2 separate regions of the Homo sapiens genome follow, and region 1 is linked to region 2. A link is a loop called in an ENCODE intact Hi-C map of the cell type or tissue named here. Cell type or tissue: dorsolateral prefrontal cortex. All regions are shown on one strand. Each heading gives the region's core, and the rest is flanking DNA. Links, peaks and the distances in the headings are about the cores only.

The links. A loop is a pair of places that touch in the nucleus more often than their neighbours do. Peaks named below come from ENCODE experiments on the same cell type or tissue, not always from the same donor. Only the 100,000 strongest peaks of a DNase experiment are listed, where the experiment ranks them.
Region 1: it touches region 2 in a loop (2.0-fold over the local background); 18 of 110 quality-filtered maps call a loop at or near these places.

The regions. Positions count from the first base shown.
Region 1 is chr2:85,714,146-85,730,737 of GRCh38, reverse strand. LOC124907851 (a long non-coding RNA gene) reads right to left here and starts at 15,477. Exons shown (of 2, transcript XR_007087118.1): 1 at 15,437-15,477; 2 at 13,431-14,041. It also overlaps the pseudogene RNU1-38P. In dorsolateral prefrontal cortex, for the core only: no CTCF peak of the experiment used is centred there; no DNase peak of the experiment used is centred there.
Region 2 is chr2:85,643,846-85,658,188 of GRCh38, reverse strand. USP39 (ubiquitin specific peptidase 39) reads right to left here. Exons shown (of 13, transcript NM_006590.4): 11 at 13,106-13,241; 12 at 10,173-10,259; 13 at 8,906-9,428. The coding sequence ends at 9,381. It overlaps SFTPB (surfactant protein B), which reads left to right. Exons shown (of 11, transcript NM_000542.5): 11 at 1-875. Among named protein-coding and RNA genes, the nearest start is that of SFTPB, 17 kb to the left of the region's middle. In dorsolateral prefrontal cortex, for the core only: a CTCF peak has its summit at 9,399 (motif pointing left); no DNase peak of the experiment used is centred there; H3K27ac peaks cover 2,484 bases.

The DNA.
Region 1 (16,592 bases), core at 4,611-12,610, 73 kb before region 2:
GGGAGGCCGAGGCAGATGGATCACCTGAGGTCAGGAGTTCGAGACCAGCCTGGCCAACATGGTGAAACCCGTCTCTACTAAAAATACAAAAATTAGCCAGGCGTGGTGGTGGGCACCTGTAATCCCGCTACTCAGGAGGCTGAGACAGGAGAATCACTTGAACCTGGGAGGCGGAGGTTGCAGTGCCGAGATTACGCCACTGCACTCCAGCCTGGGCGACAAGAGCAAAATTCCTTCTCGGAAAAATAATAATAATAATAAATTAAAGATTGGCAAGGCAGGGGTGTCCCACGTGACACAGGAGCCTCATGGCCCTTTGGTGACACACCTGTGTCCACAATGCCTGTGGGGTGAGCACAAGTGAAGACCGCCAGGCTGCTGGGGGCAAATGGAGTGCCGCAGCCATGCCTGGCCTTCCCCTTCCACCTCCACTCCCCTCTGGGCCAATCTTGGGTGAGGACAGAGCTTCAGGGACCACACAGGTCATCAGCCAAAAATGAGTCCAGTTTGTCAAGGAGTTACCTCACCCAGCCAGACCCGCTTCAAACTTTTGCGGGAAGGACATGGCTAGGAGGAGAGCTGGAATCCCACTGGAATAATCCTGGCTGGTATAAGCCTGAGACCCTCCGTCCATGTCTTTGGAGAAGGAAGCATCTGGGCTGGTGCAAGCTCTCCTGTCACCCTTGGGGACAAAGGGTCGTGGCAGCTGTGGGCCCAGCCCGGAGTGGGTAGGCAAGGCTGGCTCTCATGCCCTCTGGCTTTGCCAGGTCCTGAAGCCCACTGACCCTGACCCTGGACCTCCTAATGACCTCCTAACCCCACCCCTAAAATTTCTACAATAAACCTGTTTATTTTTACAATCTCTCACCATCTTCCTGAGCCTAGGTTCGGCCTGCCTCAGCTATCCCAGCCCACATCCTGCCTGGGACTCAGAGGCAAACCTCACAATTTCGAGACCATCTGACATTCCTTCAGCATCTAATATTTTTCAACCTGGGACCATTTACCCAACATCCCTCTAGACCGGACTTCTCAGCCTCTTCCTGTGCCTCAGCTCACATGAAGGATGGCATTTGCAGGCAGCTGCACACCTCGGGCCACCTTTAAGCCAAATCCCTGGCTTCTAATTCCGCCCCTCTTTCTCCCACTTCGTGCTGCCTCCGAATCGCAGATGTCCGTCTATTATTGCACTTTGCATCGTGTACCTCGGTTACTTATTTAGGTGCCAGTCTCCCTTGGGGGCAAGTCCTGGGTTTTATAGAGGATTTTTTTTTTTAATCTCCGTGGCCCCAGTGACCAGCCCAGCATCTAACACACTGCTCACAGGAATCCTGTGTCCCTGAACCCTTCTCCCGGGCCAAGATCAGACCTGTTTGAGGAAGATGGAAAAAGTGCTCTGTGAGCAGGATTATGAAATGACAGGGATGACGTGAGGGGCTTTCGAAACCCTGGGAAGGAAGATGCCCACGTGAATGACAGCCCCTTGCTATTCTCGGCCACCCGAGGTTCAGGTTTTAACTCAGGACAGCTGCCCGGAGCCTGCAGTCAGCCGGGGACAGAGCCTCCCGCCAGCGCAGCAGACCTCTGCTGCCCCCTCGTGGTCCCGGGACCTCAGCCGAGTGGGGTCTCCAAAGGCTCCAGCTTCTCGTCTCTGGGAAACTTCTCAGCCGCAAGCCTGAAGACAGAGATTTCCACCTCACAGCTGCCTGGGGAATGCCTCTTTGCAACAGGGAACCAAGAGGAGCTAAGAGCAGGGCCTTAGGGGGTTTTCCATTCACAGCTTTGCAGTTTAACTCACAGTGTGACTTTCAGTGACCTCCTTCACCATTCCAAGCCTCAGTTTTCTCATCTGTAAAACAGAGATTTTAATATGAATCCTCCCTCATGGGTTTTGTACAGATCAAGGGAGATAATAAATGAAAATTGCTTAACACATAGTAAAGACCTGGCACATACAAGGACCCAGAGGGGTAGCTATTGCTATTATTATAATGAGGAGAATCTGGGTGACCCTCTCGTCCACCCTTCTATTCCCAGGACCTGGGGACTGCTCCTAAGTATCTGCTGAATGAGTGAATGTATTACAGGTGCTTTTGACTTTCTTCTTTCTACTTTCCATTCACGTGGGCATCTTCCTTCCCAGGGTTTCGAAAGCCCCTCACGTCCTCCCTGTCATTTCATAATCCTGCTCACAGAGCACTTTTTCCATCTTCCTCAAACAGTCCAATCTTGGCCCGGGAGAAGGGTTCAGGGACACAGGCTTCCTGTGGGCAGAAATTTTATTCTAAAATTTCTACAATAAACATGTTTATTTTTACAATCACAATAAATTTTAAAACTTTAAACAAGGAAATGTGTAAAGAAAAGGGAAAATGGGAGGGGTACACAAAGTTTATGCTCATGCTTACCTGACAGGGGAGATACCATGATCACAAAGGTGGTTTTCCCAGTGCGAGGCTCACCATTGCACCCCGGAGGTGCAGACCCCTGTGTTTTCCCCAAATGAGAAAAATAAGAAAAGAAAGAAAGAAAGTTTCGTCTTCCATTGGATCGACTCCATTCTCCTCCTCCAGGTGGTGATGGCAACGAGCAACAGGAACACACTCCTTCCCCAAACACCTCACCCTCCACCTTCTCAAATTGGCCCAAGTTTGGGCGGAAATGTTAGGCCACCCCAGGCGCAAAGCCCTGGCACTGGGCCGGTTTCCTGGAGTAGGTGGATCTGGGTTGGTGGGGGCTGTGGCAGTTCCATTCTGCTTCCCTGGGCCAGGCTTGGAGCATTGCGCTTGTCACAGGCTTTGGTCTTGCGGGTATTGAGGCCACCATGGGCCTCATAATTATTTCCTTTGAGTGCAGATTATTTGCCAGCGCAGAGAGGTGGTGGCAGACCTAGCGTGGGGTGGGGGAGATGGACTGATGCAGACAGGGTCTCGTGGAGAACGCCGGCTCCTGTCACTCACAGGGGAGTGGAGTCAATTCAGAGGAGGATACATTTTTTGCACCCTCCCACTTTCCCATATTTTCCCTTTTATTTACCCATTTCCTCATTTAAAGTTTTAAAATGTATTATGATTATAAAAACAAACATGTTTATGGTAGAAATTTTGGAATATACAGGAAAGTAAAAAGAAGAAAGTCAAAAGCATCTGTAATACATGCACTCATTCAAGAGATACTTAAAGCAGCAGGGAATAGAATGGCGAACGAGAGACCCCATCTCAACCCTCCCAGAAATCATGCTTAGGTAGGGGATCCCATTACCCTGAGACAACCACTTACAATAGTTTCATATGCTTCCTTTAAGTTTTTTTCCATAAATATATCTAACCTATATTTAGTTATTTCAAAGCACACTGAGCTCATACCTATCTGCACCGATATATGCTATTTATCAAAAATATTCTATCACATGTATTGTTGTAATGGCTGAGTGTTCCAACACAGAAATGTAAAATAATCCATTTAACACATCTCGGGCTTTCAGTTATTAGCTTGCTTGCTTGTTTCCCATCCTTTTGTGATTCTAAATTACAATGTAATTAAAACATTTTAGGTAATGTATCTGATCTGCTATGACTATTTTCTCTGGAAAACAAATTATTAGATCAAATGGAATAAATATGAGAAGCAACACAAAAAAAACCACTGAATACTAATTATAAAGTAATACAAGCATTTTGAAAAATATTTAACAAAATACAGAAAAGTACAAAGAACAAAATAATGCTCACCTATAAGTCCACTACCTCCAGGTAACTACTATTAATATTCTTGATACATCGTTTTCCAGATTTTTATCTGCATATAAGGGTACTAAAATACAGTCTGGGCCCGGCGCGATGGCTTACGCCTATAATGCCATCACTTTGGGAGGCCGAGGCAGGTGGATCACCTCAGGTCAGGATACCAGCCTGGCCAACATGGTGAAACCCTGTCTCTACTGAAAATACAAAAAAAAATTAGCTGTAATCCCAGCTACTAGGAAAGCTGAGGCAGGAGAATCGTTTGAACCTGGGAGGTGGAGGTTGCAGTGAGCCGAGATCGCGCCATTGCACTCCAGCCTGGGCGACAAGAGCAAGACTCCATCTCAAAAAATAAAATAAAATAAAATAAAATCCAGTCTGACAGTCTTTGTATTTTAATTGGAGTTGTACACTTTTCTGTGCATATTTTTTCCAAAATGAGATTTTACTGTAAATATTTTGATTCTGTACTCTAATTTTTGGTGATATACTGTGAGTAATTTTCCATTATTATTGTTATTATTTTGAGACAGAGTCTCACTCTGTCACCCAGGCTGGAGTGCAGTGGTGCAATCATGCCTCACTGCAGCCTCAATCTCCCAGGCTCAAGTGATTCTCCAGCCTCAGCTTCCCAAGTAGCTAGAACTACAGGTGTATGCCACCATGACCAATTAATTTTTTTTTTTCAGTAGAGACAAGGTCTCACTATGTTGCCAAAGCTGGTCTCAAACTCCTGGGCTCAAGCAATCCTCCTACCTCAGCCTCCCAAAGTGCTGAAACTATAGACGTGAGCCACCACACCTGGCCCCATTTGTATAAATTCATTTCTATCACATCTTTTTTTTAAGCAATAGGGTCTGGCTCTGTTGCCCAGGCTGGTCTCAAACTCCTGGGCTCAAGCAATCCTCCCACCTCAGCCTCCAGAGTAGCTGGCACTATAGTCCAGCTATGGGCACACACCACCACACCAGCATCTACCACCTCGCTTTGAATGGCTGCACGGTATTCCACTATAATTATATACTATAACTTATTAAAATGTTCCTTTATTCTTAGACATTTAAGTTGTATACATCTTCTACTATTAGAAACCATGTTGTGATAAACATTCTTTTATGTGCATCTTTATGTGTCTTTGCTTTTTTAAAAGATTACTTGTCCCTCGAGTTCTCTGGTTATCCATTTCCAAACTAAAACCGTATATACTGACCATCCCATAAATAAGTTGTTGCTACCATACATTTTTGAAGTGTTCCTCTAGTTCCCTTCCTTGTTTTCCTTTCCCTGGAGCTTGTTCTGCTTTTGTTTGGCTTGGCTTTTTCTCTTGATATTCACATACAGGCTTTCCTCAATCATTCACTGACCTTTGGCTGTTATCTTCTATTTAAGGGGATGATACTAAAAAGCTGATTGGGAGTTTCCAGGTCAAGATGTCAGGTTGAGCCCACACATTCAACTTTTCTCCCTCCTGAAACCCCACCAGCATTATAGTAAAGAGATTGAGAAAATGCATATATAAACCAAAAGGATGGGGAAAACATAAGAGAGGGCATTGCAACCAAACTTTGGAAGCTGAAAGCAGATGAATGCATGGGGACTAGTTTAACAGAACCCAGGAAGAGCTGATGCTGAGGTGGGGAAAGCTGAGAAGAATACAGATCTGCACTGCAGAATCCTCAGGGGCTCAGGAACTGGCAGCCCCTGGAACTTCTAAGGTCAAGGCAAAGGGGGCCTGAATGGAGGAGGGTGAGGGGAAAGCTGTGTGGGAGGCCACCAGCACCCCAGATGCTCTCCCTTCCTCTGCAACACCAGGGAGCTGTCCTCCCCACCCAGCTGAGACCCAACCTGTCTTCTCTGGAAAGGGGGAAATTGAGGGTCTCCGCGGCTGGAGGTCAGCTGGCACAGGCGAGGGTGTGAGCTGCAGAAGAGAAACAAGGAGTTTTGCTGCCTGCTGCATGCTGAGCCACCCAGGGCAACAGCAGCTGGGTCCTTGCCTCCAGGCAGGAGATGAGGAAGCTCTGGGGAAGCCCAGCATACTGGAAAGTGTGCTTGGACAAACCTAAGTGTAGCTTAACCCAAAGCATCCGGCTTATACCCCTGAGAAGCCCAAGAGGAAAGCTCTAAAGCCCTTGACATCTGGCTTTCCTGCAGTAAGTGGCCCAGTGGCCCAGCATTGCCCTGCCTTGGACTTGAAGCTAACAAGCCCCCTCCTCAGGCTCAGAGGCTGATCTTCACTCTAATTGCAAGCAGATGGCCGAGAGCTACCTAGCACCAGTGGAATACCTCTCTCATCAGGGCCAGAGACACCAACCAACAGAATGAGAAACACCCAGGAACAGACAATGTGTACGAGAGAGACGAGAGGACAGTTACTAATGTTGATAATATTTATTTACTATCTTCAGAGACAGGAGAAAAGCTACTGTCTCCACCAAATAGGAGCAAGATACTGTTTTTAAAGGCTCACTGAGAGAATGTCTTAAAGCTTTTAACAGTGGGGGAAAAAAATGACAGCAGCAATGAAAAACTCGACAGGAAGTGTGGAAGATAAAATTGAGGAAATTTCCCTGAAAGTGTATAACAAAAAGAAAAAATGATGGAAAATCAGAGAAACCAAAATAGGAAGTCCAACATCCAAATTGCTCTTTCTGAAGAGTGATTTCAAAGAGATCAGAAAAAGAAAAAGGAAGGAACTAATAAAAAAAAATCTAAGAAAATTACTCAGAACTGAAAGATGTACATTTCCAGATTGAAAGAGCCTGCATGTGCCCAGAAAAATGGATGGAATCCCTACAGCAAGACACATCATTGTGAAATGTCATTGAGAGCACTGAGCAGCAAGGGGATGGGCCTGTATGGGTCAAGGTTCATGGCTGAAGACAACAGAATCCAAAAGAGAAAGGGATATAGTTAAAATTATTAGAAAGGTCAGGAAACCAGGAGGCTGAGGCAAGAAGATCACTTGAGGCCAAGAGTTGGAGACCAGCCTGGGCAACATAGTGAGACCCCCATCTCCACTTTAAAGTAGCCAGGTGTGGTTGTGCACACCTGTAGTCTCAGTTACTCAGGAGGGAGGTGGGAGGATTGCTTGAGCCCAGGAGTTTGAGGCTGCAGTGAACTATGATCACACCACTGCACTCCAGCCTGGGCAACAGAGCGAGACCCTGTCTCGTAAAAGCAAAGAAAGAAAGCTCAAAAATCATTAGACAGCTGGAGAAATAGGCTTTAGGTGGGCTTCCAGGAGCCTCCTATGACCCCACTGAATTGGCCTGATATGGAGCTGGTCTTGCTGGCACCCCAAAATCTCAGTTACGCTGGCTTCCCCATGTTAGCAAAATCACCACCCCAAGCCCCATCTCTGCTTCATACCCACTCTTGAGTCAAAATCTCAAGCATGAATGAACATAAACCTAAATGCTGTGAGTAGCCAGAGAAACTGGGAAACGTAGATTTCTAGATTCTACACAAAGAAGGCAATAGTCACAATGTGGGAAATTACATGGGGTGTTCAACAGGTTTGGCTGGCCACAGATGAAAATGTCTTCCCAAAGCGATGCACATACTCTATGGCTCTGTCTCCTCTGAGATCTGACACAGTCAGTGGCAATCAGATTCTCCCTCCAAGAATGTGGAATATTGACCTGAGAGCAAAGACTTGGAAGTGAGCTTGCTTTTAGCAATGCTCTAGGGTGAACAGTGCTGCCCCAAGTGTCATCTCAGGCTAGGGAAGATGCTGAAGTGTTTGTCATCAGTCTTCAACCAGGTAAGCACAGAAATTGAGTAAGCTTTTAGAAACTCTTATAGCAATTTGACAAAGTAACTTTATGTCTGTTAGACCCAATAATTTAAAATGGGGTTTGTTTTGTGCATGTTTTTTAATTTCATTTTTCCAGTCATTGAATTTTATGGCATCTCCAAAAGCACTGGAATATAACATTTGAAGTTTTTAAAGAGTTGGTCCTCCAACCACAGAATTTGAGCAGCCCAGCTCTACAGGGGAAGTCCTTGAATCTGCTGCTGACCGCCTGGATCTGGCCTTTCGGGCCCTGCTGAAGTTAGGTGGCCCTGCCCTGCCTCAGAAGCCATGAGGCACCCCCAGGCCCTTCTAATAAAGGCCCAGTAAGCTAGCCAGTGGTCGTTCTGGTAATTGCCACTGAAAGGATTTTAATTAATACAATCATTAATCCCACTCTGCAGCTATGAAAAACAAGGCTCACAGAGGTTACGTAAGTTGCCCACTAGAAGGCCCAAAACTAGAAACAAGCAGAAGCCAGGATTGCAGCCAAAGTCAGCCTGCTTCCGAGTCTCTGCGCTTCCACTGTGCTGAACTTTAGAGCAACAGCCACAAGGATTCAGAAATATTTTTCTTTTTTCTTTTTTTTTTTTTTTTGAGACAGAGTCTTGCTCTGCCACCAAGGCTGGGGTGCAGCAGCATGATCTCGGCTCACTGCAACCTCCACCTTCCGGGTTCAAGTGATTCTCCTGCCTCAGCCTCCCAAGAAGCTGGGATTACAGGTGTGCGCCACCATGCCACATTAATTCTTGTATTTTTAGTAGAGGAGGGGTTTCGCCATGTTGGCCAGGCTGGTCTCAAATGCCTGGCCTCATGTGATCCACTTGCCTCGGCCTCCCACAGTGCTGAGATTATAGGCATGAGCCACGCCCAGCCGGAAAGATTTTTCAGTATTAGTGAAGGATGGGAAAAGAGGACTCTTAAATATTGTTGGTGGAAATGCAAACTGGTATTAAAAAAAAAAAAGTTTTGGGAGGAAATAGTGTATTATTAGTCAGGGTTCTCCAGAGAAACAGAATCAACAGGACACACACATATATTACATATATGTAAGGAAATTTATTATAGGAAGAGGCTCATGTGATTATGGAGGCCAAAGAGTCCCACCATCTGCTGTCCATAAGCTGGAGAACCAGAAAAGTCAGTGGTGTAATTCAGTCCGAGTTCAAAGGATGGACAACCAGGGAAGCCAGTGGTGTAAGTTTCAGTCTGAATTCTAAGGCCCAAGAGCCATCCATTCCTGAAGCACTCATCACTATCTATATTTGATGACACCCAAATTTGTACCTCCAGCCCGAACCCCCTTTCCCAAACTCCAGATTTACATAATCCAGTTTCCACACTGGCGCATGTCCAGCTCCATGCCTTTCGTTCCAGCCCCTGCTCTAGCAAATGGGACCACCAAGCACCAGGCCCTGAGGAACCTGGGAATCATCAGACTCTCCTATCTCCTCCCCCTGCTCTACATACAACTCATCAGGAAGGCCTGTCACTTTTACTTCTGAGAAATAAAAATGAAATCCAGCCCCAACTAAGTGAATAGATCCCTTCTCGGTCTAAAGGACCTCAGAGAAACCTTGGAAACTGAATTCCCAGCCACGATGCAACCAGAGGTGAGACAGGCTTCCTTATCCGCCCTTCTTCACTAACCACCACAAGGCTTTCTTCCCTAAGGGCTAAACAGTGACCAGCCTTTCAAAAGACTTGCTGTGCCCTTGAATTCAACCAGCCAGGTTGAAACCAACCTGTAAGGATGCACAGTGAGGGTTTTCATGTCCTCTGCTTTACCTTTTGACACCAGAGAACCAAAACCTCTACCCTTGGATCATGCTAATGCTACCATTTTTTTAACATGGGACCCGCAGAGAGGCATGATCCTCAGTTGCACATAATATGCTTATATTTGGCCATCCCATTCAGTATAAATCCCTGTCTTAGTCTTCCCAGCCTCAAAGTGCCTGTTCTCAGCTTCTGACCCAAGGCTACACTTCCCAGCTTGTCAGAATGGGTACCCTGCAAGCTACAATTCTTTAGGAGAAATAAAGTTCTCCTGTCTAAATATATGACCCTTGTAATTGTTCAGCTGACGCTTCCAAAATGTACCTTGGATTCATTTGCTTCTCTCTGTCTTCACTCTCCTGGTCTGTGGTGGTCATTAGTGTGACACAGTTTTTCTGGGTTTGTGGCATGATGGCACTCTCCCACTTGATATGAAGTTAGGCTTGCCTCTGTGACCTGTTTGGCCAATGACATGTGAAGAGATATCTGTCACTTCTGGTGGTAATTTAAAGAACCAATATACTTCCTGTCTCCTTTCATGGGGATTATGGACATCATGTCCAGATGAGACCCATACCTGGATTCCTGAGTGAGTAAGATCAACAGAGCCCTTCTGCTGATGCATGACAGAGAAATAAATCTTTGTTATGTTAAGCCATTGAAATGGGGGCTGTCTGTTACTGCAGCACAACCTAGCTTATCCTGTCTGCTACATTATCATAGTCTAAGTCACCCAAACTACTTCAGAGTCTTCCTACTTCTATTCTTCTGTCTCTCCACAGAGCAAAGTAACCTTTCACGGTGCAAATTAGATGCCATCACTCTCTCCTTAAAACCCTTTAGCATTTCCCATTGTACTTGGAAGACAATCCCAGCTCCTTCCCCTGGCCTAAAAGGCCCTGCCCAATCTAGCCCCTGCCTGTCTCTCTGACTGGTCTCCCACTCTGTCTTCCTCACTCATTACAGTCTAGTCCCCCTCACCTCCTTTATATCTCTAAGGCCCTGAGCCCTCTCCTGCCATTAAGCTTTTGCATGTGTTGTTCCCTCTGCCTGGAACACCTTCCTATCCCCCCACTATTCACTTAGCTGGCCCCTTCTCATCCTTCGAGCCTCAGCTTCAGTGGTATTTCTCCAGAGAGCCCCTTCCCTTACCACCCAACTACACTGCACCCAGTTCACTTCCTTATGAGCTCTTACCACAAGTCAGAATTATATTTTTTTCATGTTTATTTTCTTGTCGATGCACTCAGTTGTAAGCTCTATGGGGGCCACATCGGCCCTTACTAAGAATTTGTTGAATGGAGAAGTGACTTGATGAGAAGGCTGTTGCAAAGGGTAATTAATGCCTGAAGCAATTGTAAAGTTGTGGTGGTGATGGGGGTAGGAAATATTGACCAACTCCAACTCCCCAGTGAGACGGCTTCTTCCAGGCTACCGTGGACTAAACTTGCAAGGCTTTCTCCTCGCTTCAGAAGCTAAAGTGCCTCTGAGATACTGCGGGTTCTCCAGAGGGCTCAGCCTGGGTTCTGTCCTACCTTGGCTCTGACAGCTCAACTGGTGAGACCTCAACCTGGAGCAGGTCCAGCCAGAGCCAAGGAGCAGGCAGCCAGCACCAGAGGAGAGGCAGCCAGCTGCTGCCATCATGAGAGATGCCTGGCCAGCTCTCTAGAAATAGCCCAAGGTCAAGGCAGGGTGCTTCTGACCTCTACAGATGGCAAAACCTGGAGAGACTCTGTTCTTGAATCTCTCTCCCACTCCACTGCCAGGATCCCTGCCCCTGGCCTGGAGCACCCTGATTTTCAGCCACCCTTCACAGACCCCTCCATTCATCACTGCTTACAAGGAACCCCCAGGCTTCTAACCTTTTCTCCTCCCAACACACTTCTGGGGTGCAGAGGACGGGTGTTATCCTCAGCTTGCAGTAAAGGGCTCTGTGGCTCAGGGAGGTGCACGGTCTCTTCCAAGGTCATGTGGTGAGTTTACTGCTGAACTGGAATTCAAATTTAGAGCTCCATTCCAGGTTCAGCGTCTCACCCCATCAGTATCTGCCACACGTGGGATGTGCCTAAGTCTCACAGCCCCGCTCAAGTATCTGACCTAATCTATGTGTCACTTACTGGGAGGGTGAGGGCAAGGTCCTTGCTTTGTGGACTTTGACCCCCTTCCCTGGACTTAGGAGAACCTTTCTGTCTTAAGCTGCCAGCCCTAGCTGATTTTCCCAGGAGCCAGCTCTTGCGTGCCCAAATCCATGGCGTTCATCTTCACCTCTGGTTACTCTGCCTGCTTGACCAGCTCACTCGCCAGACCTCACTGCTGGCCCGACCACCTGAGCCCACTGTCCCCACACCCACAGGACACCCCCTCCATGAACAAGGAAGGCCGAGGACCCTGGGGACCCAGCCACAGCTTCATAGGCCACTTGTTCTGAGCAGGGCTCTCCGTCTCCCTTCTCTTGGAGGTTCCCACAGCCTGGGGAGGAAGGAGCAAAGATGCAAATCAGGGGACCATAAGGACTGTACAGGAGCAGATTCAGGGAGGAAAGCCACCTCAAGGGACCAGGACAGGCCAGGCAAGGTGGCTCACGCCTGTAATCCCAGCACTTTGGGAGGCCTAGGCGGGCAGATCACGAGGTCAGGAGATGGAGACCATCCTGGCTAACACGGTGAAACCCTGTCTCTGCTAAAAATACAAAAAAATTAGCCAGGTGTGATGGCGGGCGCCTGTAGTCCCAGCTACGTGGGAGGCTGAGGCAGGAGAATGGCGTGAACCCGGGAGGAGGAGCTTGCAGTGAGCCAAGACCACGCCACTGCACTCCAGCCTGGGCAACAGAGTGAGACACTGTCTCAAAAAAAAAAAAAAAAAAGGGACCAGGACAGGACAGGCAGCTGGGAGAGGGAGAAGAGAAGCCCACAGAGGTAGGTGGCTGTCCCTATGAATAGGACAGGACAGGGCAGGCAGCTAGTAGGATTTTTATCAATCAGATGACAGCAGACAGAGGAGAGAAAGGAATTAAGAGAGAATAAAAAGTGGAAATTTTTTGGAGAATAGTGTTTGTCGTCAAAGGACATTCAATAGATCCAAGTAAAAGCTGATAGAATGTCCTCCATCAGACAACCCTCAGAACATGAACCACCCGTGGTATGTCTTGAAAATATGGAGATTCCATGCCCATAGGTGTCGCAAGTGCACTGCAAGCTCTAGTGGCCCCTTCACATGGTCGTGATGGGGAATTTGAACATCTATGACTGTTCTCTGGCAAGTGGTGGTCGGGTGTCTAAAGCGGGGAAGGATATCTTTTCTGAATCTGTTGGGCTACTGACAGGGCTTCAAACAGGTACTTCTAGGAAGTTTGAAATCAATATTTGCCCTTCCGAAGTGAAAAGATTTGTAGTGCACACTTGCCTGCTTGACTCATTTGCATGGCAGCCCTTTCCTCCTAGAGCATGGAAAGGTTGAAATGGATTCGCATCTGTTCTTAATTACAGAGGCCGAGACAGATGTTATCTTACATGCTAGGGAGGGGCACTCACCAACACTGTGCTGTCGACAGCAACAATAACTCCCAGGCCTTTTGTGCAATATATTAATTTGGAAATTATTGACAACTCCTATCTTGCGTGACGTAACGTGGCAAGTGTACACAAAGTCTTCTTGAGTTGTCTTCGTCACTAGCCAGCCTCATGACTCTTTTCTCCCTGTGTCTGTACTTCCCAAGACAGCATCTCTGTTCCTCCCGTTTAATTGCACATTGGCATTGAAGAAGCCATTCACATCCAACACTGCAAGCTGTCATAGACATGCTCTGAAAAATGCGTTTTTAGAGTCTTTAATATACTCACGTGCACCGCCAATCACCAAAAACAGAGCAGGCAATGTTTCCCATATCTATTTGACCACCGGTAAGATAAGGGCCTCCCATGAGCTGAAGGGAAGCTTCCTACTTAAAGCAGGGATTAAAGCATTAAACAAAAGAGTGACTGAGGAGGGCTCAGAACCATGAGGGAGGCTGCGGGGGGCAGCCCTGTGACACCACCCGTGGAGGCCGTCTGATTCCTGACCAGCAGTTTTAAAAGATGTATTTATATATAGTGTGCATGCATATGTGTGTGTTACACTTTTAATTGACAAATAAGAAATGATATTTATTTATAGTTTACAACATGATACTTTGATATACGTACACACTGTGGAATGAGTAAATCAAACATATTTATCATCCCACATACTTAACCATTTTTTGTGGTGAGAACATTTAAAATCTACTGTCTTCGACTAGCTTATTGAAGTGGGGCGAAAAAACTAAGAAAATAAATAAATAATAATGTTTAGAATCTACTCTCAGCAATCTTCAAGTATATGATATGTTATTATTAACTGCAGTCTCCATGCTCTACAAGAAAACTCCAGAACTTATCCTCTGACCAGCAGTTTCTGGTTGACACAAAGACCTATTTCCAGAAGTTTCTTGAAGATACCATCAGGAAAGTAAATAGCAAATAGAATGGTTTGCTCTGTCATTATAGAAAGTAAAGATTGAAGGTCTCTCGGATGACCCAGCCATCAGCTGCAGTTCCCTGGCCTTATTCATTGCGAAGTCCGAAGCGGAGCCCCCATGTGTCAACACGTCACCACCACCATGTCTACGTAGGGCTGGAAACCGTTCCCCGCAGTCCTCTTCCTCATGCTCCCAGGTTAGAGTTTGCCAACAAGAGGATCTTGCACAGGACTTGGAAGGCAGAAGGGAAGCAGAAGTGATTGTTCTCAGGGGTTAGTAAGAACGGACGTGGCGCTTCATCAGATGCAGGTGCATGGCCGACTTCTAAGAACTCCCATGCCTGTCACTTCTTCCCCCACACCCAGGATTCAGGTTGAGGCTGTCAAGATGCAGAATGGCTTCTGTGTCCTGACCTCCCCTGACCCATGCGGCTGCATAAGGAGCTCCCTGCTCTCTCTGGCTCTGAGCTCCAGCTTCCACTCAGCCCCCAGCCTCACATGGGCCTCTCCTTACTCAATCCCCACCCCCAGTTCAGCATGGACCCATGCTGGAAACCTGACCCCCTTTTTAGGGCTCCTCAAGGCCTCTGTGTGTGCAGTGGACTTCACAGGAGGCTTAGAAGTTACCAGGAGAGTTTTGTCACACACCAACACAAATGATATTATTACACATTAGACACATGATTCTTAAAAGTTGCTCAGTCCTGTTTCTCCACCATTCCTCAGTATCAGGTCTGCTTCCTGAGCTCTGCTAAGACAAAAGCCATCTACTCTAGGCTGTAAGCATCAGCGGAGTGAAAAACTGCCAGGCGCCTTGAAGCTTGCATCTTTCTTTTCTCCATTCCCCACCAGTCTCCATAAACAGAAAGGATTAGTGGAGAGTAATTTTCCTACCCCTCCAGCCTTACTCTTCCTTAGAAGGAATATGTTGCTACACCTTCTATTCTTTTCATTCATATTCTCCCACTATACTCGAGTTTGTGGATGTCATTGACTCTGAAAGATTATATTTTAGGGTGGTATGTGTATTCATTATCAATTGCTGTGTAACAAACTGCCCCAAAACTTAGCTGCCTAAAACAATAAACTTTTATTTTTTTTCTCTGTTTCTGCAGGTCAAGAATTATAATTAAGAGTGACTTAGTTGAATGGTTCTGGCTCAGGGATTCCCATGAGATTGCAGTCAAGACGTCAGCCAGGACTACAGTCCTCCAAAGGCTTGCCTGGGTTGAAAGGGTCTGCTTCCAAGATGGTGCCCACTTGAGGCTGCTGGAGAGAGGCCTCAGCCCATCACCACGTGGGCCTCTCCACAAGGCCACTTGAGCATCCTCACGAGTGTCAGCTGACTTTCCCCAGAGTGAATGACACAAGAGAGAAAACAAGGCAGAAGCTACAATGCCATTTATGATCTGATCTCTGAAGTCACATACCATCACTTCCCCTGTATTCTGTCTTCAGAAGTGAGTCACTGGCCAGACACAATGGCTCACACCTGTAATCCAAGCAACTTGGGAGGCCGAGGCAGGAGAATTGCTTGAGGTCGGGAGTTCAAGACCAGCCTGGGCAGCATAGCAAGATTTCATCTCCACAAAAAATTTTAAAATTAACCAGACAGCGTGGTGCATACCTGTAGTCCCAGCTGCTCAGGAGGCTGAGGCAGGAGGATCACTTAAACCTAGGAGGTCGAGGCTGCAGCGAGCTATGATTGCACCACTGCACTCCAGCCCGGGTGACAGACCAAGACACTGACTCTAAAATAAATAAATAAATAAACAATCAAACATTTAAAAAGAAATGAGTCACTAAGTCCAGACCAAACTCAAGGGGAGGGGAATTAAGCTTCACCTTTTGAAGGGAGGAGTATCAAAGAATTTTCGGGCATAGTTTAAAACCACCACAATGCGAACAGTACAGGAAGTTCTTACTTAACGCTGTCCATAGGTTCTTGGAAATTGCAACTTGAAGCAAAAGAACGTATAGTGAAACGAATTTTTTTTCTTATTAACGTTATAACAAAATGATAGTGAATGAAATGACACTATTTGAGGACCCACTGTATGCCATTTCACTTGAAGTTGCAGTTTCCAGGAGCCTATTGACAATGTTAAGTAAGGACTTACCATACAGGACAAGGAATCAAAATACCTAGTTTTGTTTTGTTTTGTTTTGTTTTGGTTTGGTTTTGGTTTTTTGAGACAGGGTCTCACTCTGTCACTCAGGCTGGGGTGCAGTGGTGTGATCATGGCTCACTGCAGTCTCGACCTCCCCGGCTCAAGTGATCCTCCCACCTCAGCCTCTTGAGTAGCTAGGACTACAGGCACATGCCACCACGCCCAGCTAATTTTTGTATTTTTTTTGTAGAGACAGGGTTTCACCACGTTGGCCAGGCTGGTCTTGAACTCCAGGGCTCAAGGGATCCGCCTGCCTCGGCCTCCCAAAGTGCTAGGCTTACAGGGGTGAGCCACCGCACTCAGCCTACCTATGTTTAATTTTCCTTCTAAACACTGGGGGACTTGGGCATATCCCTTCACCTCTCTAGATCTATTTCCCCATCTGCAAAATGACAGGATTGACTTGGATGACTGCTAAGGGTTCATTTTCAGTTAGCATGTGTCTCAATGTTCCAGCACTCAAGACCCTAGGCCTGGACCCCAGAGCTCAGGCAGCTTTTCCTCCACGCCCCCACCTTCCCAGCAGATCTCGTTGGCTCTCAGCCCCAGGTATAGCCACCACACATCAGCTCCTCCAGGTGCTTCTTCCAGGCCTTGTAGCCTCCTCTGTCC
Region 2 (14,343 bases), core at 5,223-13,222:
GAAATTCAGAAACTACAGACAAAGAGAGTGGAAATTACCCACTGTCAGGCCTCTGAGCCCAAGCTAAGCCATCATATCCCCTGTGCCCTGCACGTATACACCCAGATGGCCTGAAGCAACTGAAGATCCACAAAAGAAGTGAAAATAGCCAGTTCCTGCCTTAACTGATGACATTCCACCATTGTGATTTGTTCCTGCCCCACCCTAACTGATCAATTGACCTTGTGACAATACACCTTCCCCACCCTTGAGAAGGTGCTTTGTAATATTCTCCCCACCCACCCCACGCCCGCACCCCCGCACCCTTAAGAAGGTATTTTGTAATATTCTCTCCGCCATTGAGAATGTGCTTTGTAAGATCCACCCCCTGCCCACAAAAAATTGCTCCTAACTCCACCGCCTATCCCAAACCTACAAGAACTAATGATAATCCCACCACCCTTTGCTGACTCTTTTTGGACTCAGCCCACCTGCACCCAGGTGATTAAAAAGCTTTATTGTTCACACAAAGCCTGTTTGGTAGTCTCTTCACAGGGAAGCATGTGACACCCACAATCCCACCTAGCCCAGGAGAGAGCTACGGCAGGGTGTGTGTTTTGACACTGAGCTTGGGGCTTTTTCCATCTTCTCCCCACAGCCTCTGGCTCCACACCTCCACCGTTCAAGCGCCAGAAAGAGCTGTCTATGCAGCCTGCTCTTGGGCCTGGGGATGAGACACACAATTCATTGGCTCCTGGATTTTAAGTAGACATTTGTAAATCTATAGCTAACTACTGTCCTTAAAGCCATTGTTTCCATTACAAAATCCAACTCTCTGAGAGAAAAGGGTGTTTTAAATTTAAAAAAATAAAAACAAAAAAGTTTGATTGAGACAATGAAGAGCCAATGTTTGAAGAACTGGAGGCATTAATAGTTTATCCCAAAAATATGAGTGGGAATGAGTGCCTGATAATGAAAAAGGCGGCTTCATTCAAAAGGAGGTCAAGAATTGGCAGACTTTGGGAGGCTGAGGTGAGTGAATCACTTGAGCCCAGGAGTTCAAGACCAGACTGGGCAACGTGGCAAAACACCATCTCTATAAAAAATATAAAAATTTGGCTGGGCATGGTGGCTCACACCTGTAATCCTAGCACTTTTGGAGGCTGAGGTGGGTGGATCACTTGAGGTTAGGAGTTCCAGACCAGCCTAACATGGTGAAACCACATATCTACTAAAAAAAATACAAAATTAGCTGGATGTGGTAGTGCATGCCTGTTATCCCAGCTACTTGGAAGGCTGAGACAGGAGAATTGCTTGAACCCAGGAGGCAGAGGCTGCAGTGAGCCAGGATTGCGCCACTGCACTCCAGCCTGGGCAACAAGAGCAAAACTCTGTCTAAAAGAAAAAAAAAAAAGATACAAACATTAGCTGGCCATGGTGGTGTGTGTCTGTGGTCCCAGCTATTCAGGAGGCTGAGGTGGGAGGATCGCCTGAATCCAGGTCAAGGCTGCAGTGAGCCGTGATGATGCCACTGCACTCCACCCTGGGTGACACAGAGAGATCCTATTTCAAAAACAAATAAATAAATAATTTTAAAAAAGAGTTGACTAGCTGGTAGGAGGACAGAATTGGCAGGAAGTGGCTACACTTGAGACTCCTAGGGTCCCTGAGAAGTGTCCAACATCCTGCACCTCTGCCCTTAGGAAGTTGGGGGAAGAGAAGTCCCAGGAGGGATTATAGCCCAAGAGGAGGGGACTTATTCTTCACTTTCCAGGGTGTGGGCTTCTAAGAGAAGCCTGCCTCTCACAGGACATCAGAAAGGGTGAGGACGCTAGCCTGAGGGATGGAGCTAGGCAGCTGGCCTGAGGTCTGCCTCACAGAGTGTTCCCAGTGTGATGTGGTTGCAGAAGAGCAACCTCAACCCACAGACCGAGAGGCAGTCAGAATTGGCTCTGGACAAGATGGTGCACCCGTAAGAGCCCACGGTTGGGGATGAATCTGTGACAGATTTAGTGGATCTTGAGATGAGCAGAAATCAGATGTGTAGCAGTGATGGCACAAGAAGATGATGATCAGGCAAGACGAGAGACACTCCAGAGAGACCTGGATGGCCAGGGAATGCTTAGTCCCCAGTGCCTCTCCTCACCGCAGGGCAATCTGTAAATCATTCCCAGGGAAAGGGGAAAGAGGATTCAGTGGTTAGTCAGCCAAGAGAGGCTGAGTATTAAGAAGGGAATGAGTTACTCCGAAATGGAAATAATATGTTTTGAGGGCTCATGAGCCAAAATGAGTTCAGTTATAGAGAAATAAAGATAATTACATTATGTCCCCCTAATGAATAACTGAAATTTTAAATCCACGACATAATCATTATTAACATGTTATTATCTATAATTCCAAAGCTTTCTGTGCACATATACAAAAACAGATACAGCAGATCTACAAAATGGAAACATCCTATACATGCTGCTTTGTAACCTGCACTGTTCATTTAACAATAACCTTTTCAGGTCAATAAATGTAAGTATCTACTATTATTGCTAATTGCCACATGACAGCTCTGTCTCCCAGGCTAGAGTGCAGTGGTGCGATCACTCTGGGGTTTAAGCAATCCTCCTGCCTCTGCCTCCCTAAGTGCTGGGACTACAGGCGTCAGATACCATGGCTGGCCCTTACTTTTTTTTTTTTTTTTTTTTGAGACAAGAGTCTCACTCTGTCATCCAGGCTGGATTGCAGTGGCGTGATCTCAGCTCACTGCAAGCTCCGCATCCCAGGTTCATGCCATTCTCCTGCCTCAGCCTCCTGAGTAGCTGGGACTACAGGAGCCCGCCACCACGCCCAGCTAATTTTTTTTTTTTTTTTTTTTTGTATTTTTACTAGACACGGGGTTTCACTGTGTTAGCCAAGATGGTCTTGATCTCCTGAACTCGTGATCCACCCGCCTCAGCCTCCCAAAGTGCTGGGATTACAGGCGTGAGCCACCGCGCACGGCCGGCCCTTTCTTTTTTAAGCAACTATTATCAACGATTTGCAAAAAATAAAAATCCTCGCACTTACATCTTTGTTTGTCTGTCTTCTTAGAATCAATTCCAAGACATGAAATTTGGGGGACACCTTTACTTTTAACAGAGGCTGGATTATCAATCTGGGCCTCTGTGCCAGCCGTACCAACTTCTATCCCAAAAGAAAACAAGTGCCTCTTTCCACTCTCACCAAACTGGGGTATTAACAATCTTTCAAACTTTGCTAATCCAAAAATATATATATATATTTATATATACAGGCTGGAGGGCAGTGGCACAATCTCGGCTCACTGCAGCCTCTGCCTCCCAGGTTCAAGCAATTCTCTTGCCTCAGCCTCCGGAGTAGCTGAGATTACAGGAACGTGCTACCATGCCTGGCTAATTTTTGCATTTTTAGTAGAGACGGGGTTTCACCATGTTGTCCAGGCTGGCCTCAAACTCCTGACCTCAGATGATCCACCAGTCTTGGCCTCCCAAAGTGCTGGGATTACAGGTGTGAGCCACTGCATCTGGCCTATCCAAAATATTTGTTTTGTTTTGTTTTGGTTTGGTTTGGTTCCTTTTTTTTTTTTCTGCTAATCCAAAATATTTTTAAATGATGTCTCATGGTCGTTCTAATTTGCATTTCTTTAGTTACCAAATAAACACCTTTTCACATGTTTATTGGCCATTTATATTTCATCTTTTGTGAAATGCCTACTTGGGTTTTTTGCCCAATTTTCTGTTTAGGTTTCTTTTTCTTATTGTTTTACGAGTAAAAATAAACTAGGTATATTCATTTATTTACTGTCCTATACATTGCAAATTTTTCTCTATCATATATCTGGAGTATTTTTTCCACATCTATCTTTTTCTCGTGATTTCTGGCTGTGGGGTCATGCTAAGAAAACATGAATTGAATTTCACTTCTTCCCCATGTGTGGTTCAAACTCTGGCCAGACCTTGAGGTCTCCAAAAGAGGAAGGGCATGCTGGGATCAGCTTTGAAGACATGCAGGCCAGGCCCCCAACCCAGACAGCCGTGGTGGAAGCAAGCCATGTGTCACCCACAAAGGACCTCAAGATCACACAGGATATGACGGTCAGCTCCAAGAAATAGTCCCTAAACTTTTAAGTGATAATTCCTATTTTCACCATCTTGGAAGGGTATAAAGAGACAAAATCATTTGTGCAAAAGGACAACACAGAGAACACAGGCTAAGTACTAAAGCATTTACTCAAAAAATATGGGTGATTGGCCGGGCACGGTGGCTCATGCCTGTAATCCCAGCACTTTGGGAGGCCGAGGCGGGCAGAACACCTGAGGTCTAGAGTTCAAGACCAGCCTGACCAACATGGAGAAACCCCGTCTCTACTAAAAATACAAAATTAGCCGGACGTGGTGGCGCATGCCTGTAATCCCAGCTACCCAGGAAGCTGAGGCAGAATTGCTTGAACCCAGGAGGCAGGGGTTGCGGTGAGCTGAGATCATGCCATTGCACTCCAGCCTGGGCAATAAGAGCAAAACTCCGTCCGTCTCAAAAAAATAAATAAATAAATAAATGGGTGATTGACTTCTAAGTGCCAAGCATTTCCCAAGGGCTGGGCACAAAAGTTTCTATCTATCCTTTGGAACTTGAGAGTTTAGTTGGAAAAATAGGCCTTAATCAAAGAATCACAGAAAAAACAAATTTTTCAGGTGCAATAAGGGCTATCAATTAGAGATACACAGGGTATTAAGGGTATGAGAGGTCATGGAGGAGAAAGAATTAAAAGGGAAAGAACGAGCATCCCTCACAGAGGAAGCAGATAGTACAGAGGCCTCATGTCATGTGGTACATCTGAGCAATAGAATGAAGCTCAGCGAGCCTAGGCTCAAGAACAAGCAGGGGCCAGGCGTGGTGGCTCATGCCTGTAATCCCAGTACTTTAGGAGGCCGAGGCGGGCAGATCACTTGAGCTCAGAAGTTTGAGGCCAGCCTGGGCAACATGGTGAAACACCACCACTACAAAAAAAATCAAAACAATTAGCCCAGTGTAGTGGTGCAAGCCTGTGGGCCCAGCTACTCAGGAGGCTGAGGTGGGAGGATGGCTTGAGCCCAGGAGGCGGAGATTGCAGTGAGCCAAGATCATGCCACTACACTCCAGCCTGGGCGACAGTGCCAGACCCTGTCTCAAAAAAAAAAAAAAAAAAAAAAAAAAAAAAGTAGAAACTTCCTGATAAATTAGGCTAGCAGCTGAGGATTTCACTTGCTATCCTAAGAGCCAGTGAAGTGTCTTTAAGCATGAGATCAGAGTATGGGGGAGAAATGACTCAGGTTTGTGTTTTAAAAGATTACTCTGACTAAAGCATGGATAAACTGGGGGTAGGAGGCAAAGAAATGTGGAGAGACCTATTGAGAGCACTGCAAACAGAAACTGGCAATAGCTTAAACTAAAATGATAGTGGCAAAGGGCCAGTACAGAAGTCTGATGGATCTTGGAGAACGACCGTGGACTATCGTAAACTTAATCAGAGTGACTCCAGCTGAAGCTGCTGTCCCAGATGTATCTTTTTTTTTTTTTTTTTTTGAGACTGTCTTGCTCTGTCACCCAGAGCTCAAACTCAGCTCACTGCAGCCTTGACTCAAGTGATCCTCCTGCCTCCCATGTAGCTGGGACCACAGGTGCATGCCACCACTCCTGGCTAATTTTTTTTTTTTGAGGGATGGGGTCTCACTTTGTTGCCCAGGCTGGTCTTGAACTCCTGGGCTCAAGCAATCCTCCTGCCTTGGCTTCCCAAACTGCTGGGATTACATCTGTAAGCTACCACGCCTGGGGCCAGATGTAGCATCTTTACTCATACACAACAGCTCTTGGCACTTGGTATGGAGCTACCAAGTTAGAATCAAATTGGTATTTCTCCATACCAATTTATAAGGATCACCAGAAGTAGTTTGCTTTTACCTGGCAGGGCCAACAGTATACCTTCACAGTGTTACCTCAGGACTATGTCAGTTCTGCTCTCTAGCATAATACAGTTCACAGAGATCTTGATCATCTTGACAATCCACAAAATATCACACTAGTCCACTACAGTGATGACACTATGCTGTTGGATCTGATGAGCAGAAAGTACCAAGCGCTTTAGATGCCTTAGTAAGACATAAATAAGAAGTTGGGAGTTAAACCCAAAAACAAGTCAGGGAACCAGGCACGGTGGCTCACGCCTGTAATCCCAGCACTTTGGGAGGCCAAGGCGGGCGGATCACGAGGTCAGGAGATTGAGACCATCCTGGATAACACGGTGAACCCCCGTCTCTACTAAAAATACAAAAAAATAGCCAGGCGTGGTAGCAGGCGCCTGTAGTCCCAGCTACTCAGGAGGCTGAGGCAGGAGAATGGCGTGAACCCGGGAGGTGGAGCTTGCAGTGAGCCGAGATCGCACCACTGCACTCCAGCCTGGGCGACAGAGCGAGACTCCGTTCTCAGAAAAAAACAAAACAAACAAACAAACAAACAATTCAGGGGCCTGCCACCTCAGAGACATTTCTCGGAAGTCAACAGTATAGAGTTATGTCAAAATATCCTCTCCAAGACAGGTGGCTGTACCTCATACCACCACACACACACACACGCACGCACGCACGCACAATGTTTGATAGGTTTTTCTTGGCTTTTGGAGACCACATATACATTTGAGCAGCACAGGCACCCAGTAGCTCCACCTGGCACTCTCCTCCCTGGACAGTTTTATAGCAGAGGCCTCCAGGGAGACACCTGTGAATGGCTTTCCTGAGTACACTACAAAGCAGATTTTTAACGAGGTTCAGAGGGCATATTTTTAGCAAGGTCTGGATCTCAGCTTTGGACACTGTCAGCCCCAGAACTAGTGGCAGCTCTTTGTATCTGTTATTCCTACATTCTTTACTTTACTTGTTACTAACTAATCCCGTTTCTACAAACCCGTTGTAGTTAATAATTATTGAAATTAAACTTTCCCTGAACAGATTATTATACATGAATTTCTCTAACTGGATAGTGTAATCTTCACCTCAAAAATAGCCAAGTTTGAAAGAGAAACTCATGGCAGGGCACAGTGGCTCATGCCTGTAATCCCAACACTTTGGGAGGCCAAGGTCAGCAGATCACCTGAGGTCAGGAGTTCAAGACCAGCCTGACCAACATGGTGAAACCCCATCTCTACTAAAAATACAAAAATTAGCCGGGTGTGGGGCGCACACCTGTAGTCCCACCTACTCGGAAGGCTGTGGCAGGAGAATCACTCGAGCCTGAGAGGCAGAGGTCGGCAGTGAGCTGAGATCACACCACTGCACTCCAGCCTGGACAAGAGTGAGACTCCATCTCAAAAAAAAAAAAAGGGAAACTCACAAGCTCAATTTTTTTTCTTTTTTGTAATGACAAGGTCTTGCTCTGTTGCCCAGGCTGGAGTGCAGTGGTGCAATCATGGTTCACTGCAGCCTCAAATCCTGCGCTCAAAGGACCTTCCTGCCTCAGCCTCCCAGATAGGTGGAACTACAGGCACACACCACCATGCCCGGCTAATAGGGTCTTGCTATGTTGGCCAGGCTGGTCTTGAACTCCTGGCCACAAACAATTCTTCCACCTCAGCCTCCCGAAGTGTTAGGATTACAGGCAGGAGCCACCACACCTGGCAAGCTCAGTTCTAAACAATGTTAAGTTTGAGTTTACTTTAAAACACCCAAAAATAGGGCTGGGCACCATGGCTCACGCCTGTAATCCCAACACTTTGGGAGGCCGAGGCGGGTGGATCACTTGAGGTCAGGAGTTCGAGACCAGCCTGGCCAACATGATGAAACCCCGTCTCTACTAAAAATACAAAAATTAGCTGGGCACGGTGGTGGTCGCCTATAATCCCAGCTATTCAGGAGGCTGAGGCAGGAGAATCACTTGAACCCAGGAGGCAGAGGTTGCAGTGAGCTGAGATCATGCCACTGCACTCTAGCCTGGGCGACAGAGCAAGACTCCATCTCTAAAATAAAAATTAAAATTAAAAAATAAAATAAAATAAATAAAATAAAATAAAATAAAAAAATTAGCCGGAAATCACTTGACCCTGGGAGGTGGAGGTTGCAGTGAGCCAAGATTGTGCCACTGCATTCCAGCCTGGGCAACAGAGCGAAGTTCAAGAGTTTAGAAAAATCTGGGATTAAGATGTGTTTATGAGTCATTTCCATAAAAATGCATAGCTGAAATGGCCTAGGGAAAAAGTAAACAGCAAGAAGAGTGACGCTAGGACTGAATCTTGAGAAAACCCAAATTTAATGGCTGGATAGAAGAGATAAGCCTCCTAAGGAAATACTGGAGCTTCCAGAGAGGTAGAGGAAAGTGAGGACAAGGTTGTGACCAGGTAAAGGGTGGCACCACAGGAGTGCGGGGCTCCTGTCTCCATTCAACAGAACTTGCTGGGGCTGACTGGCTGCCTCCAGCTGCTTCCCATATCTTTGGACCTGCCACAGTGCTCATGCCAAGGCCACCCTTCTTCTAGGCTGCTAGAGCCCACGACTGAGCTTGATGGGAGCCATTTCTGCTGAATTGTCTGACGGAATCTTTGCCCTGGGGCTCCACACTGGACTGGCTGAGACCACCTCAGAATTGCACTGTAGTGAGAAGCGCTTCCTATTTCCTTTTTTTCCTCTTCCCTTACTCATTCCTGCACTGCAGCTGGAAACTGCCCACCTCTGGCCCTCTAGTTAAGCACAATAATAATGTATCCCCTTGACTCAGGTATTTTTTTACTTAGAAACAAATGCATCCTAACTGACACACCACCCACAAGCTGACAGGAAAGGGCGAGCGTGATGTGCACCAGATGTCAGACTGTAGGGTAGAGAGTTTGTGAAGATTAAAAAGGAAAATATTTTCCTCAGCCAACCACCAAAGGAAAAGATATAAAACAAGAGGCTGGTTTAAAAACAGGAGACTATTTAATCCATCTAAAAATACAAATCAGGAAATGGGGGGAACCATAGGAAAATCCTCCACCTCTAACAGAGCGAAGTTACTGGCTTTCTGCTTGCTCCAAGAATCCCAAGGCTTGATGTTTGGAAGGAATTATCTGTTCTTCAACTACTCCCAGATACTCAAGACATAAGTTACACACATCTGGAGAAGGGTTCTGCCCTGCTGAAGCTAGATGGGAGCTCAATGCATGGGAGAAAGGAGCATCAATCTAGAAAAAAATGATCAAAGAACAGCTGAGTGACAGTGTGGGGCCATCCCAGGCAAGTGGGCTCTTGGTGCTCTGGTGTAGCCAGAACCCATACAAGCTGGGCTGGCCTAGGAAGCCCACCAGCCAGCCTGTGTTCAGCTACAGCTTCTGTGTTCTTATTTACCATCATCAGCCACAGCCCTTGGGAGCAAAGCCCTAGACGCCTCCTTCAAGCCCCCTGCTGGTTGGTTTCATCATTATCTCGCCTCTTCCAAATCTGTAAGAAATGAAAACACAAACTGAAGTCTAGGAGGCATTCAGTCAACAGACACTTATCAAATACCTATTCTGTGCCAGGCCATGGACAACTTGTCACCCCATTTACAAATCTGCTATACCCCATTTGGAAATCTGCTACAGTGGCTACAGCCACTGAGGAGAAAAAAGTTATCTCTAGAAGGAGAGGTATCACTTTCTTCTTACAAAGCTATGGCTTTTGTCTCAATCTTCCTTCTTTTGCCAGGTACTAGGGCAGTTACATAAAGAGAAGACAGAGATGCTCTGTGCTCCATGGGTCAATCCAATGGAGAGGACAGACAGGCAAAGCGATATGGCCGGCACTAAAACAAACGTCAAGTAGAAAGCGCTGTGGGGTCACAAAGCTGCCTGGGGCTCTGGGGAGCACTTCGTGGTCGACTTCTAGCCAGCCTCCCTGATGAGTCTAGGTTCTTCCTCCTCGAAACCAGACCGCACACTTCTGCAAAACTAACCTGGCCATAATCGCAACTTTCTTTGCTCACTCATACATTTTCTACACTTCCTTATACTTCTTTTCTGAAAATCTCTGCTTGACTTTCAGGGCCATACATTCTGCCCCCAACTCACTACTAAGTACTTCCCAATAGGTACCTGGCCCTCCAACCAAGGTCCTAACTCTATCCCTCTTCCTGCCTTGGCCCACTCCTCTCACTGGCCCCATACGCCACCTATTTGTGGCTCACTAAGCCTGTGGCCAACCCACCTGAATGTAAGCCTCTGACAGTGTGATCATCTGGGGAAGGATGTCAGTCACCTGGAGGTCTTGTAATTCATACCATTTGCCTGTCCCCTGCAGAAAGTATGAAGAGCTGGGTTAGTCTGCTCTCTAAAACCAAAAGGGTGTAGAAGGAAAGGATCATAGCCAAGACTAGAAAAATTAGAAGAACAGCCACTAGACATCATCCAGCAACAGTCATAAAGAAGAGGGTACATGACTTCTTCTGGCCATGATTCAATTAATAGGACTTTTGGTGTGTCAATCATGGCAAACTCAATTCCTGTTGGGAATTTTTTTAAAGCACTGTTTTTTGTTTGTTGTTTTTTTGTTTTTTTTTTTTTTTGAGACAGGGTCTCACTCTGTCACCCAGGCTGGACTACAGTGGTGTAATCACAGCTCACTGCAGCCTTGACCCTCTGGATTCAAGCGATCCTCCCCTCAGCCTCCCAGGTAGCTGGAACTACAGGTGTGTGCCACTAAAACTGGCTAATTTTTTTTTTAATAGCAATGGGGTCCCACTGTGTTGCCCAGGCTAACTCCTGGTCTCAAAAGATCCTCCCGCCTCAGCCTCCTAAAGTGCTAGGATTATGGGTATGAGCCACTGCGCCTGGCCCCTTGAAGTACAATGGAGTCTGAAACACTTCTGTACATCTTTTTAAAAGGAATTTAGTGGACACTAAAGATGAGAAAAGAGGAAGCCATCTAATCATCACCTATGATGTCTCCTTCCTGCTCAGAAATGACAGACTAGACATTCTCACTTATGAGGTACACAGTGTCAACCACTGAGAGAACCTAAATATGGACATTCCTGGCTGGGCACAGGGGCTTACGCCTGTAATCCCAGCATTTTGGGAGGCCGAGGTGGGCAGATCACTTGAGGTAAGGAGTTTGAGACCAGCCTGGCCAACACAGTAAAACCCCGTCTCTACCAAAAATACAAAAATTAGCCAGGCCTGGTGGCAGGTGCCTGTAGGTCCCAGCTACTTGGGAGGCTGAGGCAGGAGAATCACTTGAACCCAGGAGGTGGAGGTTGCAGTGAGCCAAGATCATGCCACTGCATTCCATCCTGGGTGATAGGGTGAGACTCTGTCTTAAAAAAAAAAAAAAAAAAAAAAGCAACAGGTCATCAAGAAAAGGTGTCCTTGGTGGACACTGTCTATCACACTAACCTGATTCCTTTGGCCTAAGAAACCAGTGCTACAAATACAGCAAAACGTATCTCACTTCATGCTTCCATGAACAAGGAAAAAATGTTTCTAGATTAAGGCAGAGGCACCTCTGGCCGCCCACCTGTCTTATCCAACCAAAGTTCTAAGAAATACCAAAGACCATTATTGTAGAATATAAATATTCCAGATCCTCTGGATATTACAATAGTTGAGAATATAGGAAACATAAGGAAAGCTCAGGATCACATAAGTAAGTTCCCATTCCTGCTTCAAGGACGAGTTAAGAACATGGGCTTTGAAGCAGAGTACCTGGGTCAAATCCTAATTCTACTGACTTGAGGTCAATTACTGAAACTCTGAGCCTAGGTCTCCTCCTCTGTAAAAAAGATGATACTGACATCTGTCTTGGAGGTGTGTTTTAATGAAAGAAATGAGATTAATGTACATTAAGTAACTGGCGTACTGCCTAACCACAATAAAGCACTTGATAAACAGAAGCTAGTTAAGATTAAACCCACAGTTCCAGAAGAGGCTAATCAAATGAGAACAATTTATGCTAATAATCTATGTGATATCAAATATATCTCAAGTACATGTTTTATCTGTTTTCAACTTGAGACAAATCCACAACATTTTTAAGATGAAAGGGAGCCTCTAAACCAGTGCTTCGCAAACTTTAATTTCTTACAAATCAGAGGGTCACGTTAAAATCCAGGTTCTGATGTGGTAGGTTTGAGGGGACTGAGAGTCTGCATTTCTAACAAGCTGATTTCTAACAAGACTGATGCTGATGTTATTGGTCCAAGGATGCATCCCACTTTGGATGGTAAGGCTCTAGTCTAGGGCAGAGGTTCTCAACCTTGGCTGCATATCAGGGTCTCTCAGGGAACTTCAAAACATCAAATGCCAGCCAGGCATGGTGGCTCATACCTGTAATCCCAGCAGTTTCAGAAGCTGAGGCGGGAGGATTGCTTGAGACCAGCATGAGCATCATAGCACAACCCCATCTCAATTAACTTGAAAAATAGAAAAGACATCAAACAGAAAAGACATCCACCTCCAGACAATCTAACAGAGAGCCTTTAACCTTAATGCTGACTGATGTTTAGGGTCAGATAATTCTTTGTAACACGGGCTGTCCTTCGTGTTGTAAAATATATACCAACATCCCTGGCCTCTGCCCCAGCTGAAAACTACTATTATAACCGGCCTGGTGTGGTGCCAGGCATTGGGATTTTAAAAAGCTCCCGGTTGGCGCGGTGGCTCACGCCTGTAATCCCAACACTTTGGGAGGCCGAGGTGGGTGGATCACAAGGTCAGGAGTTCAAGACTGGCCTGGCCAAGATCGTAAAACCCCGTCTCTACTAAAAATACAAAAATTAGCCGGGCGTGGTGATGGGCGCCTGTAATCCCATAATCCCAGCTATTCGGGAGGCTGAGGCAGAGAACTGCTTGAACCCAGGAGGCGGAGGTTGCAGTGAGCCAAGATCACGCCACTGCACTCCAGCCTGGGCTACAGAGCGAGACCCTGTCTCAAAAAAAAAAAAAAAAAGCTCCCAAGGTGAGTCCAATGTGTAGCCAAAATTGAGAACCACTGCCTTAAACTAACTACTGACAGCACTATTACTTGCAGAGTCCCAAAGCCAAGGCCAAGCAAGGACACACTGAAGGGAGCTGCCCTCTGAGATGCCAAAGAAACACCTGTTTTTGCCACTCTGTGCCATGAGACGGTCAGCAGCCACTCACATGATGAAGCACGTGGATCCGGTAGGAGCCCTCGGAGGGCTTGCCGTCATGCACGATGTTGGCAATGAGGTCATAGGTGGTATTCTTGTGTACTGCTTGTACTTCTTCAGACAAGTATTCTCTCAGATCCACATTTCTGTTAATGGTTAAAATAAAGCCGGAATAATCAGACAAAGGCTGTGAGGTTAAGGAAACTGTCCTACACAAACGGACCACAAAATTGTTCAGCCCTATTTTAGGACCCTTTCTCTGGGTAGGCTTGCAGAGTCAAGAAGGTCCAGGTGCGTTGGAATTCACAAAATATGCCAAAATGAATGACAGGGTTACACAGCTTCCCATATGATTTAAAAAAAAAAAAAAGAATGACAGGCAGTGGCTCATACCTATAATCCCAACACTTTGAGAGGTCAAGGTAGGAGGACTGCTTGAGCCCAGGAGTTCAAGGCCAGCCTGGGCAATGTAGTGAGACCCCTACAAAAAAAAAATTAGCCAGGCATGGTGGTACATGCATGTGGTCCTAGCTACTCAGGAGGCTGAGGTGAGAGGATCACTTGAGCCCAGGAGATTACGGCTAAAGTGAGCCAGGACCACACTATTGCACTCCAGCCTGGGCGACAGTGAGACCCTGTCTCAAAAAACCCCCAAAAGGAAGAAGAACTTTCAAATAGTTAAAAAGGAAAATATATAGACAGTTAACAAGAATATTAAGATTAAATACATAATTTTAGGAAAAATATATCATTTTGGAGTCTACAAATATTTATAAAAACTTACACAATACAAGGTAAAATAAAAAAAAAGACATTGCATCATAAAAGTTGTCTGATGTGCTACCACTCATTACATGAAACAAAACCATGTTATCACTGGAAGAGTTCACAAGAAACAGCTAATGGTGGTCACGTCCAGTTATATATCTCCCTTTGAAGTTAGACTGTGAACATATTAACTGTTCAAAATTACAGAGTTTAAAATGTAAACCATGTGGTAATAAACAAACATACAACTTTGTTGTAATTATTATATGTAGCTTTCTATGTATTGGTGACAGCTATTTGTTTCTACAGACTGACAGTGTCCCATATATGATGCAGTCAGACTGCAATAAATATTCACTGTTAAGAAAATGGAAGCCAGGTGCGGTGGCTCATGCCTGTAATCCCAACACTTTGGGAGGCCGAGGCGGGCAGACTGCCTGAGCTCAGGAGTTCGAAACCAGCCTGGGTAACATCGTGAAA